2 separate regions of the Homo sapiens genome follow, and region 2 is linked to region 1. Evidence: read pairs that join two places in POLR2A ChIA-PET (ENCODE). Cell type or tissue: GM12878. All regions are shown on one strand. Each heading gives the region's core, and the rest is flanking DNA. Links, peaks and the distances in the headings are about the cores only.

The links. ChIA-PET counts read pairs that join two places held together with the same protein. Peaks named below come from ENCODE experiments on the same cell type or tissue, not always from the same donor. Only the 100,000 strongest peaks of a DNase experiment are listed, where the experiment ranks them.
Region 2: POLR2A ChIA-PET joins it to region 1 with 5 read pairs; 3 of 35 experiments call an interaction of 5 or more read pairs at or near these places.

What each region holds. Positions count from the first base shown.
Region 1 is chr12:40,187,360-40,198,437 of GRCh38, reverse strand. All of the region lies in intron 1 of LRRK2-DT (LRRK2 divergent transcript), which reads left to right. Among named protein-coding and RNA genes, the nearest start is that of LRRK2-DT, 31 kb to the left of the region's middle. In GM12878, for the core only: no CTCF peak of the experiment used is centred there; a DNase peak (open chromatin) is centred at 5,457; H3K4me3 peaks cover 900 bases; H3K27ac peaks cover 1,448 bases.
Region 2 is chr12:40,239,929-40,251,006 of GRCh38, reverse strand. LRRK2 (leucine rich repeat kinase 2) reads right to left here. Exons shown (of 51, transcript NM_198578.4): 6 at 10,390-10,524; 7 at 7,326-7,457; 8 at 1,062-1,181. Among named protein-coding and RNA genes, the nearest start is that of LRRK2, 20 kb to the right of the region's middle. In GM12878, for the core only: no CTCF peak of the experiment used is centred there; no DNase peak of the experiment used is centred there.

The sequences.
Region 1 (11,078 bases), core at 3,004-8,003:
AATGTAAAGAAAATTGTAAGGTAGAAAAAATTGATTTACTGTTCCTTACATGGAAGTGGATCATCATAAACGTCTTTATCCTTAGTGTCTCCATGTTGAGTAGGCAAAGGAGAAGGAGGAAGAGGTGGAGTAGGACTTGCTGTCTCAGGGGTGGCAGCAGTGGAAGAAACTTTGCATAGAAGTGAACCTGTGCAGCTCAAACCTGTATTGTTCACTGCAATTATTTCTAAGACTAGGAACAACAACAAAAAGTGTTATCATATACATAAAAGCTCTTAAGTATCCTACACAATATTGTGTCTCTGGATACTAACTCAGTAGCAAAGTAAAAGACAGTGTGAATGTAGTATTTATTATGGTGAGCTATGATCATGTCACTGTACTCCAACCTGTGTGACAAAGCAAGACCCTGTCTCCAAACAAAATACAACAAAGAAACAAACAATAAATATTCTTGGAAACTAAATTTTAAAATAACTCAATATCATTTAGTAACTCAAAGATTAAATAACACATGGCTGATGGGCAGCCCGGGATTCCAGCAGATGCAGTATGGATGAAGAGCATGTGATCTAAATCACTGTATGAAACTGCATCATATAAACAAAGCAAAACACAGGATGAACTCATTTCCCTTCTTTGGTTCCATCTCTCTCATTTTAAACTTTAACTGAAGTTTAAAGTTTAAACTTTTAAACTTTAAAGTTTAAAAGTTTAAAATTTAAACCGAAGTCAGTTAAACTTCGGGTGTCCTCATAGCCTATCCGCTCTTAAATTTTATTAACTGTGTCAATTCAAAGCTTTCTGGCTTCTGTGCCCAATATCTACCAAAACCACTCCCACCAAGACCACCAATGACTTCACAGAACAGTGTGGAAATAGGGTGGTCTTTGGAATCCTACAGGCCTGAATTTATATCCCAGCAAGTTATTTAACATCTCTAATCTTCAGTTTCACCTCATGCAATTGTTGAGAGATCAAATGAGATAACAGATGTGAAACAACTGGTACATTTTCATTTGAAATCATAATAATACTAATGATAATTGACCTTTAAGCAACATTTAATATTAACTACTCCTCCTTTCTTGAAACCATCTGCACCTTTGGCTTTTAGGAATCTACTTTGCTCTGGCATTCTCCTAATTTTCTAGAAAATTATTGGTCTATTTCATAATTTTATCTTCATTTCCTTAAATCCCAAATATTGATATTTCCCAAGGGTTTATTTTTGACACTTTTCCCTTCTTGCTTGAGATCAATGATTCTTAATTAATGTGTGTTGGGAAAGAGGGCAGAGGGGAATTGAAGGGCCCTTTCAGAATTACTAGAATAATTTTTTCAGACTAGGTATCTTCCATTCCTGACCCACAGACCATTCTGATATATCCCCTTTAGGGCATAATATAGTATATTTTAACTTTTTTTACTAGTTTACTGGTTGTGATAACTAGCCTTTCTAAATTTATAAAGCCTTAGTGTTTCTTTTTTTTTTTGGCACACATAAATGCACATCTAGAAATCCTCAGTGATAAATGTGGAGAAAGTTGTTATCTTCCTCTCTTCACATTTCTTTCTTGGGTTGGGTCATAAAATAGATACTCTCACCAAATCTTCTCGCCTTTCAAGAAGTACTAGTGACCTTCCTTCAATACTTACCCTACCTTGGGGATGTTCTGGGGAAAACGCTGCCATCATTCTGTCCACCCTTTTACTTCCCAAAAGAAGAGAGATTTGTTTAATAGGAAAATTGGGGAGAAGCTGATATCTATTGTCCCATGTTTCTTTACTGGACAAACTAGTGTATTAAAGTTCATTGCCTATGAGAGATCTTATTTCTTGGAATTAATTGTTCCCTTCTGTCTCCCTCCCTTCTTCTCTTTCTCTCTCTCTCTCTCTCTGTGTGTGTGTGTGTGTGTGTGTGTGTGTGTGTGTAAGCATGCACAGAGGAAAAACCACATGAGGACACAGTGAGAAGGCAGCCACCTGCAAGGCAAGGAGAGAGGCTCAGAAGATAACTAACCTGCCAGCATCTTTTTCTTTGACTTTCAGCATCCACGACTGTGATAAAATAAATTTCTGTTGTTTACCTAATCTGTGGTGTTTTGTTATGGCAACCCCAGCAAACTGATATAAGGCTGTTATGAAGATTAAAAGTTAATATATATAAAGTGCCTGGCAATATGCATTTCTTATTGTTATTGCTTCCCTCAAAATTCAGTTTTTGTATATCTTTAATTCTTAGAGCTCACTTCCTTCTTCTATATAATTAGATTTACTAGTTTACTGTTTTTCTTTTCTGGTAGTTTGTAAGCCTCCAAAAGAATGAGGTACCACATTGGCCTGTTCAAATATAAAAGTGATTGGAACATATTAAGGACTAAATAAATATTTATTAAATTAATGAAGGCCTTATGACCAATGTAGGTGCTCTGCCAAATTATTTTTGCTAAACATGGGCCAATTGATTTGAGCATGTCTTCTTTCTGACTTGTCACTGAATTCATGTTCCATTTACTTAAAAAAACAAACTGTATTTAAGGATATAATATAGATTACAGAACTGAATCTTATCTTTTTACTGACCTTACAGAAATATGTTGAATAGGAAATGAAGGAAATAGTTACAAAGAATATGATGTCAGAATGTTTGGGTAAAGATAGAAAACACATCTGAGTGGCATCAATAACAAACAGCCTCACAGGAAGGAAAGCACATTGGCTATAGGTATTCTCCCTCCTACTCTCTAGTGGAGATAGTTTTTACCTTGAGGACAGTGGCGCATTCAGCATAAGAATAGGGGTCATCTATGACTCATGAGTCTGATGTACTGGGGTCAAAGCCACCCAGATAACATCCCCAGTCTGGTCGCAGAACCATAGGCTTCATTTACTAACCTTGTACATATCAGTGGTTAAGCCCTAGAGCTTACATTATGGGATAGGCCCTCTAGAGATTCTACTGAGATTTATGTTCCTGAGCATGAAGTAGGAAGAAGATGAAAAAGCATGATTTACTTTGATGGAAGCAGTGTGTTCTGTTCCTCCTGTCTTATATTGTACTTGAGAGTGTGGTGGTGCCCAAGAGGTAGCAAGAACAGTATTTGCAGATTGGGCAATGCAGCCGGGCCTCAAAATAATAAATAAGGTTCAACTGGGAAAAAAGCAACATAACCTATTGAGGGAAAAATAATCCATACGCTATTAATAAGACAAAGACTGTAACTAGCAAAGACAGGAGCATAATTAGGCCTTCAAAACATCAGTATAGGGTATTATTTGGTCAAAAGAATCAATAAAACACCAGTTATTTTTCAGAAAGGAAGGAAATTGTGAAACAGGCAGGTTGTCTAGCTTAGTTTCTTTAGTATCCACATTGTCTCAAAGGAAGTCAAAAGAAGTTCTGGGTGAAGAAACTTTAAAGATGACTTAACAAATCTGGAGCGGATCAAAGGAGAATACTAAAGTAGCATAGGAGACAAAGTTGCTTCTATAGGAGCAAATACTTATGACTGTTTAGTCTGAACAGATGAAATAAGGTAAAGTCAAAGAGCATAATATGACGATGGATGTAGATAGGACACAGGTAAACTTCTTCACCAGACCACCAAGTTTTAGAATAGGAAAGGACAGACTGATGGAACATTATCACTGTGAAAGGAAAATATCTTGGGCCCCCAAAATCACTAAGCTAAAGGGAAAATTCAAGCTGAGAACTGTTTAGGGCATACCTGCCTCCCATTCTATTCAAAGTCATCCCTCTGCTCACTGAGATAAATGCATATCTGATTGCCTTCTTTGGAGAGGCTAATCAGAAACTCAAAAGAATGTGACTGTTTGTCTCTCAGCTACCTGTGCCCTGAAGCCTGTCCCCACTTTGAGTTGTCCAGCTTTTTTGCTTCAAATTGTCCCGCCTTTCTGGACCAAATCAGTGTTCATTTTACATGTGTCAATTGATGTCTCATCCTCCCTAAAATGTATAAAACCAAGCTCTGCTCTGACCACCTTAGACACATGTTGTCAGGACTTCCAGGGGCTGTGTCATAGGTGTGTGTCCTCAACCTTGGCAAACTAAACTATCTAAATTAACTGAGACCTGTCTCAGATTTTCAGGGTTTACATCTGACAAATCTCCTTTCAGTGCTTGGTGCCAACATCAGCTAACTCTATGGCTCAAAACAACAGGACAATTTGCTGAGGTCTGGGAGCAGCACCTCCAGAGAATCCCTTATCTCCCCAAATTTGGTCGAGATCTAAAGTTTATTTTGCTGTACAACTCCATTTTTTGGAGTTTTACTGGCTTTCAACCAGGAAGACAAGATTTCCTGTTTCCATGACGATGACGACGACGATGGAAGGCAGGTAACTCCTTTATGGAGTTTGAGCTCGCTCCCAGCAGGGAAGATGAGTTTTTTCCTACTTCTAGAATGGTAGAAAGCATTCTTCAGCCTGAGACCCATCCCTAGGTAAGCAGCCGCATGGGAGTTTTTGTCTTGACTAAAGTTTAACAACCAGCTGGTCTTAATTTCTCCTTACCATTAGAGCACTCATTGATCATATTGTTGGAGTTTTGTTGTTGTTGTTGTTGTTGTTGTTGTTGTTGGTTGTTCTGGTCTTTCTCCCATCAGATTTGATCAACTCTACCTGACTTGGTCAAATAAGAGTAAGAATTCAAAATTATAGGTAACAAGGTTTCTCTAATCTGGCCCAAATTCCTTACAGCTGCAAAAGAGAATTAAAAAAACAAAAAACAACAACAAAAAAAACGTGCACTTGGTTTTTATGTTTGCTTCCTGCAATACCAAAAAAATCTAGAGAAGGCTTCTAATGACTTGAACTCCTTTAAAGAATTCAAAACAAAGGTGCCACTCACCCCTTTTGGCCTTTTGGGTGTTCTGTTTTCTTTGGGGAGTTTTAAGAGCCATGGGCAGATTCTTCTTTGGTCTAAAGCTCTGTTTTCCTGTATTGCATGACCTGACCTCTATGGATTTGGGAATACCAGAGATAACCTTGCACTGTGAGAGGATTTGATGTTGGTGTGTATAATGTCGAATGACAGCTACAAATTTACAAGCAGCTGAATACAGTTTACAGGACCTGGTCTTGGCTGTCTTTATTTCCTTTCTTGCCTAGGAAGTTATTTGCTTAAGGATCCTAATTCTAGTTCGGAGACGCATTCTAAAGGGTTTTCTTTATTGCTTTTTCTCCCAAAATAATCTCAATTCGGTTCGTCTGTGTGCATTTGCATGAGGAACTGAACTGTTGTTTTCATAGGTAAATAAGAGACAGAGTTTTCTCAGTTCTGAAAAGAAAAGGCCTCCCAGCCGAAAGGCACCCATGGGTGACGGGGGCCTTCGTGAGAGTGTCTGAGGGGTTGACCCCTATGACATGCAATGGCCCTGCAGGAAAATCCCCAACAAAAATTAATTTTAAAAATGGCTCATCCAGGAAACACATATAAGGGCTGATCACCCGGCATTTTGAGCCCTCTCAGAGGTCTCAAAAGAGAGAGAAACTGAGACACATAAGGGGTGGAAACAATTCAGTGGTGACACACTATGGAGTCCTGCCTACAAGCAGCATGCATCAATCCACCACACAAAAACCCCAGGCCACAGCTCATTTCCTCCTTTTAAGACCAAAAAAAAAAAAAAAGAAAAGCAGGAAACAGATAATCTAAGAATTAGGAGAAAACAAGGAGAATGACCTGCTTTCAAGCACTATGTAGGTTTTATGGCACTTCTACTTGCCAGAATAAAATGAAAGTAATATGGTCTTTGTGTACATTTACATTAATGAAAAAGTGCCCTGAGGTCAACCTGCAAACTATAGAGTTCCTAGGTTCCCTTTATCTCCATTTTCATTTCTGCCTGCTTTAAATCTGCTGTTACTTTTCTACTGAGATAAAAACAGCTGTTTGGATCTAACAGGTATTCTTTTTTTAATTTTTTTATTTTTGCAAGCTGGCTAATGTGTATGTATCAAAAGGCTAGAGTACTGAGGTAAAAGCTATAGAATCTTCGTGTGTGTATGTGTATATGCATATGTGTATGTGTATACATTTGAGGGCCTTTATAATAGACTTCTATAATTTTATGTTTAATCAGCCATTAAATCCGTTTTAATTTTCCTCTAGCTCACCAGACTTTCTCTTCATACCTTATGACGTAAATTTTGTTATCTGATTAAAGGAGTTGTTTCCTTTAATATGCAAATTTAAGGCTATTTAGCTGACAATGGCCTAGGGTAAGGTTTTTTTAAAAAAGGAAAAGAAAGAAGTCTTTATGAATCTATAAGATGTACTTCTACTGGCATGCCTAATACTTCTATATATTTATGTGTTGTGTATACAATGTTTCACTACTAAAAATATATAAAAGAGCTGTAATTAATTGGCTTAACAAAAAAGGAATTAAAATCAGATACTAAACAAAAGACTAGTAAAATGCTTTTTCAACTTCATATTACTTAAGTAAAATCTTTAATAAATAAGCTGGCTTTAAAATTATTGGTAAAATAATATTAGAAATGTCATAAGAATTTGACAGTATACATTTTTGTTAGCATTTATTAGTCAAGCAATTTTATACTTATCCCTGACAAGTACTCCAAGGTGTCAAAATTTGGCATAGAGGTTACAAAACTATAAATCCAGGCCAAAACAGAATGATCTTTGCTTGTGTAATCTTTAATTAAATAAGACATTAATATTGGTTTATTAAAAATAGCTACATCTTGAATTTAATAAGATTATCATAACTTCTAATCTTGTGGCTTTAGGCGGTCTAGTCCACAGGCAGTAAAGTTTGTTATTGCCTGTTTTTAAAGCTAAACTATAAATTCCTCCCAAAGTTAGTTCAGTCTACACCAAGGAATGGACAAGGATAGCTTGAAGGTTAAAAGCAAGATGGAGTCAGCTAAGTCAAATTTTCTTCACTGTCTCAGTTATAATTTTGCAATGACAGATCCATAACTTAAATGATAACTATCACAGTTTTCATAAACACTCTAGGTAAACATTTAAATAAAATAATTAGGTAAATGTAATAGGATAAATATTTGTACACAAACTTGTTAAAATTTAGAATCTAAAGTTATATTAAGTTAAATAATAGATATGTTATTATTTGGGTATTTTCCAATAAAAATATATTTGTAGGAAAACATTCTTTCAAAAAAAAAGGTGTGTCCTGTAAAAAAAAGGTGAGCAATTTTTGTCTAATTCAAAGCTTACTTAAAGGTCATGTATAAAACAAGGTAAAAGTGGCCGGGTGCGGTGGCTCACGCCTGTAATCCCAGCACTTTGAGAGGCTGAGGCAGGCAGATCACGAGGTCAGGAGATCGAGACCATCCTGGCTGACACGGTGAAACCCTGTCTCTACTAAAAATACAAAAAAATTTAGCCAGGCGTGGTGGCGGGCGCCTGTAGTCCCAGCTACCTGGGAGGCTGAGGCAGGAGAATGGCCTGAACCTGGGAGGCGGAGCTTGCAGTGAGCTGAGATCACGCCACTGCACTCCAGCCTGGGCGACAAAGCGAGACTCCATCTCAAAAAACACAAGGTAAAAGGAACCAGGAAATAAAAGAGATGTAAAGAAAGTTATAAAAATAAATAGGTTTTTCTTGCTAAGAAAGCTTTACGAGAAATAATTTCATATACAAAAGAATCTCCTGTATGGTAAATTTAGTCCTAGAGTAAAATGATTGCTTATTTAAGAAAGAGGGATGTTCAGAACAAACCATACAGTTGAAGCATGTCATGAATGGTCTGTGTAAGTTATAGTAAGAGGATTTAGTTTTTAGAAACCCCAAAGTTTTAAATAATCAAGTTGTCATATTATTATTAATATGGTTTGGTTTTCTTAGGAAAAAAACTGAAATTAATCTTTTTTTTTAGTTAAGGTTATTACATCCATGTATCTGTCTGTATGCACTTTTAAAGTACTTGTGAAATTGAGTTACAGGGCTTCGACTCCTGTGTCTAAAAAGAATACAAAGTCCTGCTAAATTTTAAACACTGATGGTAATTAAAGCCCCATCTTCAGGTCTGGTAGAAGACACCAATCAAAATAAACTGCATTCCTGAAACACAGACAGACGTTAAAGCTATTCAAGTCCTCAAGTCCCAGAGACTATTGAGGAAGAGGTGGGAGTGTGACATTGGAAGGGCTGATATTGAGAGATAAAGTAAGTTCAGTTTCTCTATAAATAAATAATTAATGTCAAAGGCACACTGATGCAATACCAGCATATAGGCCCATTTCAGATTAACAAGGTTTTCTTGAAGCATTTACCACCTCCTAAATAAAAGTTATGAAAGGCTTATGGAAGTTATATCTTATTGTTAAGATTAAAATTTTACAGATTGTTTATGAAATTTGGGAAAATAAATCTAATTGGCTTCATGTTGTTTTTATTAGGGCTTATTGTTTGGAAAATTCAGTCTCCTCTCTCAAAGAATGAAGGTTTTTACCTTTTTTTTGAAATTCTTGAGTTATCACTTTGGTCAAATAAATGATTTATTGTACAATTACCTGTGACATCAAGTGTTTTAAACCTTTGATATTTGACAAGCTTTCCAAAATAAAATTATAACATGTCTTTTTCTGACCTAACTGATCCTTTAAGACATTAGTTTCCCTAAAGTCCAAAAATGATATAATTTGGCTTATTTCGTATACAAATTATACAGGAAACATTGTCAAATATGAAATGACATTTGTTTTTCTTTAGGCTGTATTTGTACAAATATGTTACTGCTATGTGTTCCAAAATTATGGGAAACTTCTATGTTTCTGATGTGACTAAGTGTACATTATCAGTAATAATTATAATAGTGTACATTATCAGTAATAATTATAATTGTTATGTTAAATTATTGTGTGCCACAGAGGTAACAAATTTCCTTATCAATTGTGTTTTTGACTATGACTGCCATAAAACTTTTTGTCATCCATGGACAATTGTTGTCTTGTTTTGCTCCTCCTTAGAATGTGGTTTTATAATCAGCTATAGAACTCTAACAGGTGTCCTTAAAAGCAGGTTTCTGATAACTTTGGAGATTGTGACATTACAATGGAGGAAAAAACTTTCAATACTCTCATGGAGAGCTGAAATATTCATGAATATCAAGGAGAACAGGAGTAAACTGCATGAACTGAACTAATAGAAGACTAAAGTAATCTTTTTAACTTTTTGGTTAAAATATTGTTGATTCTTTATTTTGTTTTCCAGAGTCAAGAAAACTTTTAAGCTGTTTACAGCTTTTAATAATTGAGTAAGGTATACTCCTGTGAACAAAATTTGGAGCATATTTTTTTCTCTCTACCTGATTTCTCCAAAATTTGGAAACTATTTGTGAGTATTCTTAACTTATGACAATATAGTTATTTGCATAAGTGTAATAAGAATCTTTCATTTATAACAGGACATAATTCGAGAAACTGGTTATTTTACCAAGGCTTTTACTGAAATGGTGTGCTTTCCTTTAAGGAATGAAACTTGATTTATGGAGCAAATAAAAGACCCTTGGAAAAACTGGCCTCATACCTTTGTCTACATAGCCCCTGTACATGTTTTCTGACTTGTGGCAAGTAAGGATTGTCACTTTCTAACAGGAGCCAGGAGCCCTAAGTTTATCTTGGAACCTCAGGAGGAGAGGATCGTTGAACTCATAGGTATTTAATGGCACAAATCCATAGCCTGGCTCGGCTTTAGAAAGTCTTATCTGGGACTCTTTCTGTGGAACACAGTTCCATCAAATCGAATTTAAAAGCCTATGTAAGGCCAGCTACAGTGGCTTACACCTGTAATCCCAGCATTTTAGGAAGCCGAGACAGGCGGATTACTTGAGGTCAGGAGTTTGAGACCAGCCTGGCCAACATAATGAAACTCTTCCTCCACCAAAAATACAAAAAGTAGCCAGGTGTGGTGGTAGGCAACTGTAATCCCAGCTACTCAGGAGGCTGAGGCATAAGAATAATTTGAACCTGGGAGGCGGAGGTTGCAGTGAGCCAGTATCACTTCTCTGCACTCCAGCCTCAGTGACAGAGTGAGACTCCATCTCAAATAAATAAATAAATAAAATAAAAGCCTATGTAAAAAAATAATTATTCTTGCTGCACTGTATACAAATAATTAGACCCAGTATAATAAAACAAACCAGTCTTACCATGATTTGTCTTTAGTAAAAATGGGAAACTGGAGACAGAAAAATTATGTTTCAAAAACTATAGTACACCTGTTGTTAGATTCTAATCTTGCCTAATGTTTTTCCATTTTTATTATTTTCTACCATTTGGACCTAATTCTAATTTTTCTTGGCTACAACTCTTCAATATAGCATTTTTCATTTTTTCCCCTGCTTCTTTCCCCCATTTTTCCTAATTTGCAGTCACTGAAAACTAAGCTGTGCTTCTGTAAAGCCCTGTGAACTGAAGCTAGACAACTTAAACTTCAGAAGAAAATAACAGCAACCTATTTACATACATAAACAACTTTCATACCTATCTACTAATGTATGGACTTTAGAGTAATGTGGCCTATATCAATTTTCCAGGATTGTTCTTTTGTTTGTTGTTGTTTTTCTCCCTTCCTCTCTGTATTTTCTCTTCATAGAATATGAGACTTCACAACCTTCTAAAAATGACCTTTCCTAATAACTCAGGACCTACCTGTCTAGGAATAAACCATCCTAGCCATGAGAGATCAGACAAAACTTGGAACCTGAGGCTCATTTTCTTCTAAAATGCTTTCTCCAAAAGATTTTTAGAAAGAAAAGGGGGGAAATGTGAAAGGAAAATATCTTGGGCCCCCAAAAGCCCTAAGCTACAGGGAAAATTCAAGCTGGGAACTGCTTAGGGTCAACCTGCTTCCCATTCTATTCAAAGTCATCCTTCTGCTCACTGAGATAAATGCATATCTGATTGCCTCCTTTGGAAAGGCTAATCAGAAACTCAAAAGAATTAAACCATTTGTCTCTCACCAACCTGTGCCCTGAAGCCTGTCCCCTCTTTGAGTTGTCCCACCTTTGCTTCAAGTTGTCCCACCTTTGCTTCAAGTTGTCCCACCTTTCTGGACC
Region 2 (11,078 bases), core at 3,323-8,322, 52 kb before region 1:
AAAACCTAATAGACGAGAGGAGGATTATTTGAAAAGATTAGTTCATCACAGCACTATTCACAAGAGCAAAGACATGGAATCAACCCAAATGCCCATCAATGATAGACTAGATAAAGAAAATGTGGTACATATATACCATGGAATACTATGCAGCCATAAAAAGGAATTATCTCATGTCCTTTGCAGGGACACGGATGGAGCTGGAAACCATTATCCTCAGATAACTAACACATGAAGAGAAAACCACACACTGCGTGTTCTCACTTATAAATGGGAGCTGAACAATGAGAACACATGAACACAGGGAGAGGGACAATACACACTGGGGCCTGTTAGGGGATGGGACTGGAGAAGGGAGAGCATTAGGAAAAATAGCTAATGCATGCTGGGCTTAATACCTAGGTGATGGGTTAATAGGTATAGCAAACCACCATGGCACACGTCTACCTATGTGAAAAACCTGCACATCCTGCACGTGTACACCAGAACTTAAAACACAAATAAATTATTTTTTTTGAGATGGAGTTTCATTCTTGTTGCCCAGGCTGGAGTGCAGTGGCACAATCTCAGCTCACTTCAACTCCTACCCTCCAGTTCCAAGCGATACTCCTGCCTCGGCCTCCCGAGCAGCTGGGATTATAGGTGCCCGCCACCATGCCAGACTAATTTTTATATTTTTAGTAGAGATGGGGTTTCACCATGTTGGCCAGGCTGGTCTCGAACTCCTGACCTTGTGATCCACCCGCCTCGGCCTCCCAAAGTTCTGAGATTACAGGCGTGAGCCACCATGCCCAGGCACAAATAAAAATTTTTTTAAAACAGATTAGCTGCTTAATGACAAAGCTAAATCAAGAATGATGTAAAGCAAAACTCTACATTGAGATGTGTATATTTGTCACAACTGTTAGTTTCCTTGAAAGTATCCTCTACTGGAAAATGAGCTACACAGGACAGAAAAGGCATTGAATGCTTCCATCTGTACATATGATTCTCTTGTTACAATGTTCATATTTGATGTCAAATGCCTCTGTAAGAATCCCCTTTTTAGTGAAGTTACTTACTGAGGAGGGCCAAACAGCTGAGCGCTGAGATCTGCAATGCTGCATTCTCTGGGTACTGCTGCACAGCTTTCACCACAAACTCATGGACTTCGTTTAATACCAGGATATTGAAAAAATTACCTAAAAGTTAAGTGAAACATTAGCTGAATTCTCATCCATGGAAGTTAAATTACCTTTAACATATAACACTATTTACATCAATAATTTTGAATGGTGATGAATATTCAATGGCATTAAAACATTTACTTTAATTAAAATAGCTTAATATGATTGAGTAAAGTTTTGAAATTTTATTTTATGCTGTCCTTTAATTATCTTACTTAGACAATGGAAGTGATTGAGCAAAAGTAATGATACTAGTTTGCGTTGTATTAACTGTATGTTCTCTGATTCCCTCTCATGTCATGTCTGTGACACACGGCACGACAATATTCATTGTGTAAAATAACTTAATTTTTCTGTCTTTTAAAGTTGAAACTCTTAAATCCATCTTTTGGAAGACCCAATATTAAATCATTTTACTGAAACACTCTTCTTTCACTTAAAGGAATAGTGCTTAGAAAATTCATTGGCATGTTTACCATTATTTGATCTTGTCTATGATGATCTCAGAAAAAAAAAAAAAAAGGTATTTCACCACCTCCAACCCACCCCAGGAAGAAGTCCCATACCTTTTTATACCCACTCTTCTGAGAATTAATATGATATCCAAGAGTCTAAATCCTTATGAGGAAAAACTTTACCTGATACTGCAGAAATATGTACCTTCTTCTATTTGGCTTATTTGTAACTCACTAACAGTTACCAAGCTTCTTTCTAAAACAAGGAATTGAAACTCCTATTCATCTATAAGTGTAACTAAGTGATCTCTGAGATACAAAGCCAGAAATGGAAAATATCCTGTATCATAAAAAACCTAAAGCCCAAACTAAATATTCATCAACGGCCTCACAATCAAAAGGCAGTTTAAGCAAGTATGGAGCTCCTTTACCAACACCTTCCCATGCTGTTGCCTCTTCCACATTCACCCACCAAGCAAAAATTCTCCACAGCCCTTAGTGATCACTAGTGTTTTCAAGAAGATTTTCTTCTACTTTTACCAGCTTGTCTAAACTTGGGTTGTCCCCATCAGTCTCTTTTCCCTATTATACCCACACCACTGCCAACAGCTGTTCGGTCACTGAATCACTGTGTGACTCAGAAAACAGCAGGAAGACTGGACTTATGTTCAGGTAACTTGTGTGAAAATACGTAGCAAATTATACAAAGCCTTTAAATGCATTAAGCCCATAATTAGATTACATAGTTTGGCAAAACGTTAAATATTTATTTACTTGAGGTTTTAATTTTAACTATGAAGAAAAAGTTAAGAGTTTCATTCAGCTACTTTTGAAACAATAACAGCAACAATAAATTCTCTACCCATTAAATGGAACAAATCATCATCCACTAAGAGATAATCAAGAGAAAAAAGATTCTTTACCTGAAGATCAATTTGATCACTTTTTATTTTCAAAAAAAGTTACAGAATAATACAAAAGTTACATATGACATGACAGTTGCCATGTTTTATTTAATTTTAACAGTATAAAATCAAGCAACTTTAATGTGCTGTTCTAGACAATTTGGCAGTCAAGTAGCATTTCCCTGATCACAAAACAAAACCACTTCTTCTTCTGGCTCATTTCAAGAAATTAAGGTGAATTCACATTTTAATGTAACATGTGCAAGTTGTAACTTGACTGTGGTAAATTGTAAAACATGAAACAGAGAATTGTACAGTAGTGTGCTACTCTGACACCTGGATTTAAGAAATCGACTTTGAATTAGATTAAAACATTATCAGATATCAGCCACTTTGTACAACTACAACCTTCTCATGAAAAATAATGAATAAAGGGTCACCTGATAGAGATAAACTAGTAAATGGATACCATGTTTAGAAGAAATACTTTGTTTAGGGATGAAGAAATTTGGGTTCTCAGCCTGATTTCATCCCTTACTGCTTACATAATCTTGAATAAAACACAAAGATTGATGAACCACAGGACCTCATCTGTAAATGTGGAAATAATAACAATATCCCATCTCCCAAGATAGTTGTACGTATCAAAAAATATATATATTTATATATAAATGTATATATTTATATTTGTATATTTATATACATCTGTGTATAAATATGTATATTTATATATAAATGTATATATTTATATTTGTATATTTATATACATCTGTGTATAAATATGTATATTTATATATAAATGTATATATTTATATTTGTATATTTATATACATCTGTGTATAAATATGTATATTTATATACATCTGTGTATAAATATGTATATTTATATACATCTGTGTATAAATATGTATATTTATATACATCTGTGTATAAATATGTATATTTATATACATTTGTATGTATATTTATATACATGTGTAAATATATATACACATTTATATACAATGTGTATATATTTATATACATATTTTTATATACAGTATATAAGTAGATTCATATATATGAAGTATGTGAGTATATATATACACTTTGGAAGCTATGAAAGAAATGTGAAAATATTAAAACATTATCATCTTACAGTTTTAGTCATATAACAACATTCAATAAATGCTTGTCAAGGAAAGAAATAACAAACTAAAGTTGTGCATGTAAAATAGAATTCAGCTTACAAAAAATTCATTTTAACTGAAACTAGGAAATTTCCTAATGCTAAAATCAATTTCCAAATTACACAGGGGATATAATCATGATACTAGAAGTGAAAATACAAGTTGCTACAATGGAGACATGTCAATTAGTTTTTTCAAATGATTAATGATTTTCCTCAAAATTTGTAACAATGAAAAACTAAATGCCTATTATAATAATCCTAATTTTGTACAAAATATTCCTGGTTATCCTTTTGAGAAAATGTCATCAGAATCAATGTCCAACAGTTAACGATCATTCCTTATTATTCAGCAACCACTCTCACTTTTAAATGCATTGTTGTCCTCACAAAAATATCAAGGAAATTTCCAAGGTGTGTGTTGAGGGGCAGAGGGAGTTCAAAAAGAAGCTGAAACAAGAGCTGTGAGTTGAACGCCAGAGTAGTCTTGTGGGAAAGCATGAATCCTGGCGCTGCATTCAACAAACCAGTTTCAGACTCTCTGCAAGGTAAGGTCTCAACCAGAGTCTCCCATATTAAGCCTGGATCATATCCTAAACTGCTCCCAGGTCAGTCCTGTGCTCTGACTCCTGGCAAACACCTCTGAAAGAGCATCTTTAATTTAAGTCCTCAGGATGCTCAATAAAAGAGAAACTCACAACCATACAAGAAAACAAGGCTCCGCAACTGACAGGCAGTCAGCCTAGAAGCAGTTGGTTTAGACTCCCCAGAACTTTATATATAGTTATCAGATACAAAACACAAAATAGCCATGTATTAATCATTAAATAAATAAAAGGATGTTTTTAACAAAAAAGAAAGGGTAAAAAAGAAAAAACAAGAGGCTGCCAAAACTCACCTGGTATATGTGAAAATAAACAGAGAAGATTTTTTAGAAGTGTTTTTAAAAATCTAATAAATGACCAAGTTAAATTTATCAGGAAGTGCACAGTAGCTTAGTATTAGAAAACCTGTAGATGTATTTCTTCATATTAACATAATGAAAAGGAAAAAAAAGACTTACTACATTTTAAGTATATTTGATAAAATTAAATATTTTAATATTTTTAAGCCCACATTGTAAAAATAAAAGCAAACATTTAAAAGCCCACATTGAAAAAACAAAAGCAAAGAAGAAATAAAATAAAATTTCTTAACAAAATTTTTTTTAAAAGTTTAAACCCTTGTAAGATGCATTATTTTGGATGGGAGAATATTAAAAATATTCTGTTTAAAATCAGGAAAAAGAGCAAGACAAGGATGTCTAGTATCAATGGCTCTATTTAACACTATATTAATAATTCTGACTCATGTAAGAAGACAAGGAAATGAAATAAAGAATATAAGAAGCAGAAAGGAAGAACTCAGACTGTCATTATTTACAAATTATATAATTGCTAGGTAGAGAACTTAAGTGCATTTAGAAACAAATTGTCAGAATTAACGAAGAGTTTAGAAAGGTAGGTTAGTTCAATATACAAAAAATCATTTGCATTTCTTTATGAAAACACAGTTCAAAAATATGATTTAAAAAGAAATACCATTTACAATAATAATAAAAAATAAGATACGTAGCAAAAACTAAGATGTGCAAGACATGTATAGAAGAAATTATAATGTAAAGATGTCAGTTCTTCTTAAAATGATCCACATATTTTGTGCAATTCCAGTCAAAATCTCAACAGTGTTTTCCAAGGAACTGGACAAGTTAATCCTGTAATTTGCATGGAATAGTAAAGGCCCAAGAAAAAAGGCAAGCTGTGCCTAAAAAAGAATGTATGGTGACTTGACCTATTAGCTTTTCAGATATCAGGACTTACAGAACTATTAATTTAAATAGTGTTATATTTAACATCAGATTTAAATCTGATTCAGACAAATCAGATTAATGCAACAGAACGCCAAGGACAGAAACATAAGCATATATGTTTACATATTTATATACCACATGACTGGGAAACAGGTGAACCTCTAATAAATTGTGCTGTGATGGTAACTAGCTCTCCACACTGAAAAAAAGAGGGGGAATTGGGTTCTTTACAAAAACAAACTGCAACAGTTTAACAAACGAGTAAGATTTGGAATAAAATATACAATATATTTATTATCTTAGGGAAAGGACAGATTAAGATTTCTTAAACAAGATACATAAAAAAGAGTAAATCACAAAGGAACTGATTATTAAATTTAACTATATCACAAAAGCCACCATAAAGACGGTGAAAAGACATGCTACAAGTCAAGGGAAGGTATTTTCTTTTTTTTTTTTTTTTCACTCTTGCAAAAAACTGTGTTTATTTTCAGAGATACCTTTGAAACTTCAAATAGACAATGACCCTTGCTCAGTCAACCTGCAGCTACCTCTTCATCTCCTTTTTTTTAAAATTATTATTATACTTTAAGTTTTAGGGTACATGTGTACAATGTTCAGGTTAGTTACATATGTATACATGTGCCATGTTGGTGCGCTGCACCCACTAACTCGTCATCTAGCATTAGGTATATCTCCCAATGCTATCCCTCCCCCCTCCCCCCACCCCACAACAGTCCCCAGAGTGTGATGTTCAAGGGAAGGTATTTTCAATACGTATAACCTACCACCAAAACATTATTATCCAGAATCTATGAATCGGTTTTAAAAAGACAGACTATCCTGTGAACAATATTGATAAATGACAGATTGCATATTTCACAAAGAAGGACATACCAATGGCAAATAAATATTTTTTAAAATATTAACCCTTATTTATATATGGAGAAAATATGTATATCTCTGCACCAAATGTTAACTGTTCTTTTTCAGTTATCTGTTTTAACACAGATAGTAGTAGCATAAAATAAGAAAGAATCCAAATGTCCATGGATAGAAAAATGGAAAAATAAATTGTGGTATTTCCAAATAATAGAATACTACATGCAACCACATGCAAAAATATTTCTGATTCTTATAATCATAGCACTGATATTTGAAAATTGCAGAAGACAACATACAGTATGATTACATTTTGATGAAGCAAAAGCAGGCAAACATTAACAATTTTGCTTAGAGAAACATGAAAATGTAGTAAATCATATTTATAAACAAAAGATTTGTAAACACAAAATTCTGGATAGTGTTAACCTCTATAGAGAAAGCAAGGGCAGGAAGAAGCCCAGGGTAGCTTCCCCCACTGGGAATATACAACATTTAAGTTGGATAGTGAGTTATTTGCATTATGCTTTATATTGTATATGTTATGCATATTTTTGTATGTATCAATTCTTACATAATTATATTTTAAATATAGCCTCAACAATAAAAAAACTCATCTATAGAACTACATCTATAAAAATAAGATTAAGATAATACTTCTTTTACATTCTACACATCTATTTTTGACACTCCTTTTAAAAGTCCATCTAAGCACAGCAGAACAGTTTGGTAATTTACAGTATTTTCTTTTTGTTTTAATTTATTTTTTCTGGGATTTTACAATATTTTCATTCAAAGTATGTCAATATGCTACTTATCCATTATTATGCAACATATATATGTTTTATATGTATATGTATATCATACAGTGTGTGATGACATATTAACTAAGAAACTCACCTAATGTAAGCCTATGGAGCAAACAGCAACTCACTTCTTGAATTCTTTCACTCATAGGGAATGCTTTCATAGCTTCCACCACAATATTATAACACCTGACATTGCCACTCATGAGGACTTCCACATTATTGCCTGAATTTAAAGAGATCATAATTATCAATAAGGTAACCATGTTCTCCTTTCAAATATGCATACAAAGACGTCTTATATAGACTGTAAATAGATGGCAGCATAATGACTGCATTTCCAAATTTAAACATCATGTTCTTTAAGTAGCTGTAAAAAATACTATGCTGTTCATTAATAACATAATGGGGTGTAGGACTAATCTTTGGCATTAAGGAAAATTTACTTTATTCCTGTTTCTTGGCTTAAAGCCTTAAGATCAAAAAAAGGAAAAATTCAGAGTACTTTTAGTACTGAAAATGAAAGGAAAAGTACTGAAAATGAAAGTCTGGAAATGTAATGTATTGGTCATAAGTTTTCAGATAAATAAATTGGAGGGTCTATTTCTTTTTTTTTTTTCCAGACACATCTTTATTGAAAATTGCCACAGAAATAGCTGCTAATTGTGTTGTGATTGACATAGATTCTGCTGTTACAGGTTGTGTGAACTTAGTCACGTTGTTTAATCTTGTTGGTCAGTTTTCTTGTTGGTAAAATAGGGACAATAATGTAACATATTTTAATAGATGTGGTGAATATTATAGAATTTAATATGTAAAGTGCTTAAAGTTTTATCTCCCATATAACTATCATCACAATCTTCATCATTATCACAACCATCATCATCGTCATCCTGGAACTATAGGATAGATAATTTCTGAAGTCCTATTAGATATGGCTCATGTTATATTGCTTACCTTTTTTTTTTTTTGATGTGGAGAAATAGGAACACTTTTACACTGTTGGTGGGACTGTAAACTAGTTCAACCATTGTGGAGGGTCTATTTCTTAACGAGGCTCAACCCCATTGGAGAATGACTTTTGCATTGTTTTTTTTTCCCCAACCAAAAGAAAGAAAATCAAGAATATGTCACCAGATGGAACAGTTAAAATCAGCTATGACCTGTTTCCTCCATTCCAGAAGGGCAACCAATGTACAAGGCAGCAAAATCAAGCTTCCTGAAGGCTCCAAAATAGGTGGAAGAAAAGATGGGAGAACGAAAGAGAGGAGGCATAATATTAAAATATAAGTCTTAGGGACAAACACAGGTAAAACAGAAAGGAAAGAAAGACTCTACCAGAAAAAGCAATTAATCAATAAAGGAAGTGAGGTGTGAACCTACATGGAGAAAACATGTATATCTCTGCATCAAATGTTAACTGTTCTTTTTTTGTTTAAAAAAAGGCTGTTTGCAAAACATTTTAGTATTTGTTTTGGCACAACCAAAACTAATCAACTGTTTTCACAAAAAGTATATTACAATGCTTAAACATAGAAAAAAAATTAACAACGTAAGGAAATGAACTGCTTTGACTCAGAACAATAGACTTAAAGACTGAAAAGCAAATGTTTTTCAGTTAGAATCAGTGTTTTAAAAACTTTTGATTTCTTAATTTTTAGCTGCTACTTTCTTGACTTTTGCATTATGAATCAACACATTTTTACTGGAGTTATGTCCAATGTGGGTGGAAAACAATGGATTCCAAAAACCTCCAGCCCAAAATAAATAAATAAATGAATAAATATAGCCAAGGAAAAAGTATAATGAAAAACATATTCAGTTTGTTGGCAGTGATGTCTCAGAGAAATGTAAAACCATGGCCTTTCTCTATTATTGTTCAGCCCCACCCACTTTCCAGTGTTTAATTTCCTGTGGATAAGAAAACATTGTGATTTTATAAACATCACCAAAAAAAAGCATTCTTTCACAAGGGCATTGGGTTTTACTCTGCCTACACCGAAGGCTCACACCTTCAGATTGACACAGTGATTTCCATATCTGAAACCATAAATGCAATTACATATAGTATACAACACACATATAAAATACATATTGTCTAATAATCCTGTCAGTGATTTTAGAACACTTATTACATACCAGGTACATTGTTTAACTCTAATCCTCAAAACTTCACATGTGTGAGGATGAAAATATCACTAGATAAATGCATATGTATATCCTGTAGAAACCCACACAAGTAATACATAAAATACAAAGTGTTAATGGTCACTTACAAAACAAAACAGAATATGAACCATTAATACAAAACAAAACAGAATATGAACCATTATTTTAGCCTAATAGCAATCATTGGTAGCATACACATCAAATTAATTTCTTCTGATTAATATTTTTGGTGAAAAATGTGGCTAAATTTCAAAGCCTCATTAAAATGCTAATCAAGAGTCACAATAAAATTCAAACTCCTTCATGTGGCTTTTTAGGCCCTTCATGCTCTCCACTCCATGTCTCTGGCCTCATTTACTGCCTCTTATCAAGCTCTCCCTTGCCTCTGTCAATGAAACACAAACGGATAGGATATTTGGGGATGTGCATGCACAGCGGCACACACGCATGCATGCACGCACACTCATAACCCCACACCTTTACTGAGCTACTTTTGTCTTCTTGAAGGCAGTCTGCTCTCTCTTGCTCCAGCATCTTTACATTAACCATGCCCACTGCCTGGGCCACTTTGCCTGCATTCTCACTTCAGGTCACACCTTCATGCACAGGAAGCTCCACTTATTAAATCTTTGCTAAGAGACACTGCCTCACTTCCTATTTGATCTCCTAACTCTAGGTACTTCTGCCATCTGCCATCACTTCTGCCACTGTAATCACCTCTGTACTTATCTGTGTCCCCCATTGTACTACAAGCTCTGAAAAGGTAAGGAACACATCTGTATTTTCCACGATTGTTTCTCCAGCACCAAGCCCACAGCCAACTTCAGTATAATGTCAGTGAATGTAAATTAATTAAATGAATAAATGAATGAATGGGTTGAGCATCCACAAGTTTCTAAATAATAAAAATATTGTTAAAATATACTCAGAATGAGATATATTGTAATTTTTCAGATACAAAAAATAAATAACATTTAAATGCTACTTACAAGGAATCGCTAGGGAATGTAAACAATGCAGCACATGAAGCACAATTTCCTCTTCATCTTTAAAATTTGTTAACGCACTTAACAATATCATATAATCTTTGTTCTCAACAAATTCAGTCAGTTGCTCCTCTGAGACTTAAAAATGAAAGACAAAATACTGAATAAGCTTAAAGATGATATGAAAGTTTAATTATTCAAAAATTACAATATTCATTATAGTTGTGTGAGATACATCAAGTGTAATCTCCTTAAATAAAAAATATATTTCTGTGAAGCAGCCCTTCCTAAGAATGTTATAATGAGAAAACAAGCTACGGAGATTCAAATAATTTTGTTTCGGCCTATGTTAGGTACTCCATGTTTTGAAATGTAAAAGTGCTAGTCAGCAAGCAGTTCTCAGAAAAACAAAATTATTTACAATTTCATTTGGGAAATTCTAGAGAAAACTGACAGTGACTAATAAAGATGGCCAACTGGAACTGGACATATTGCAATATTTAAAAGGGAGGCATTAATGGTAGGCTGCTGAAGGGCAGCTCGGCTAAATGTTTCAGTTCAAGAGTTGTCAACTTGAGCAAATGGCAAGTAATCAGACTTTGAAATACTCTGTCTTAGTGGTTTTCCATCAGACAGCAAAAATATAAATCATTAATTTTCACAATTAAAGTCATTTGATCAAGCCAGTAAGT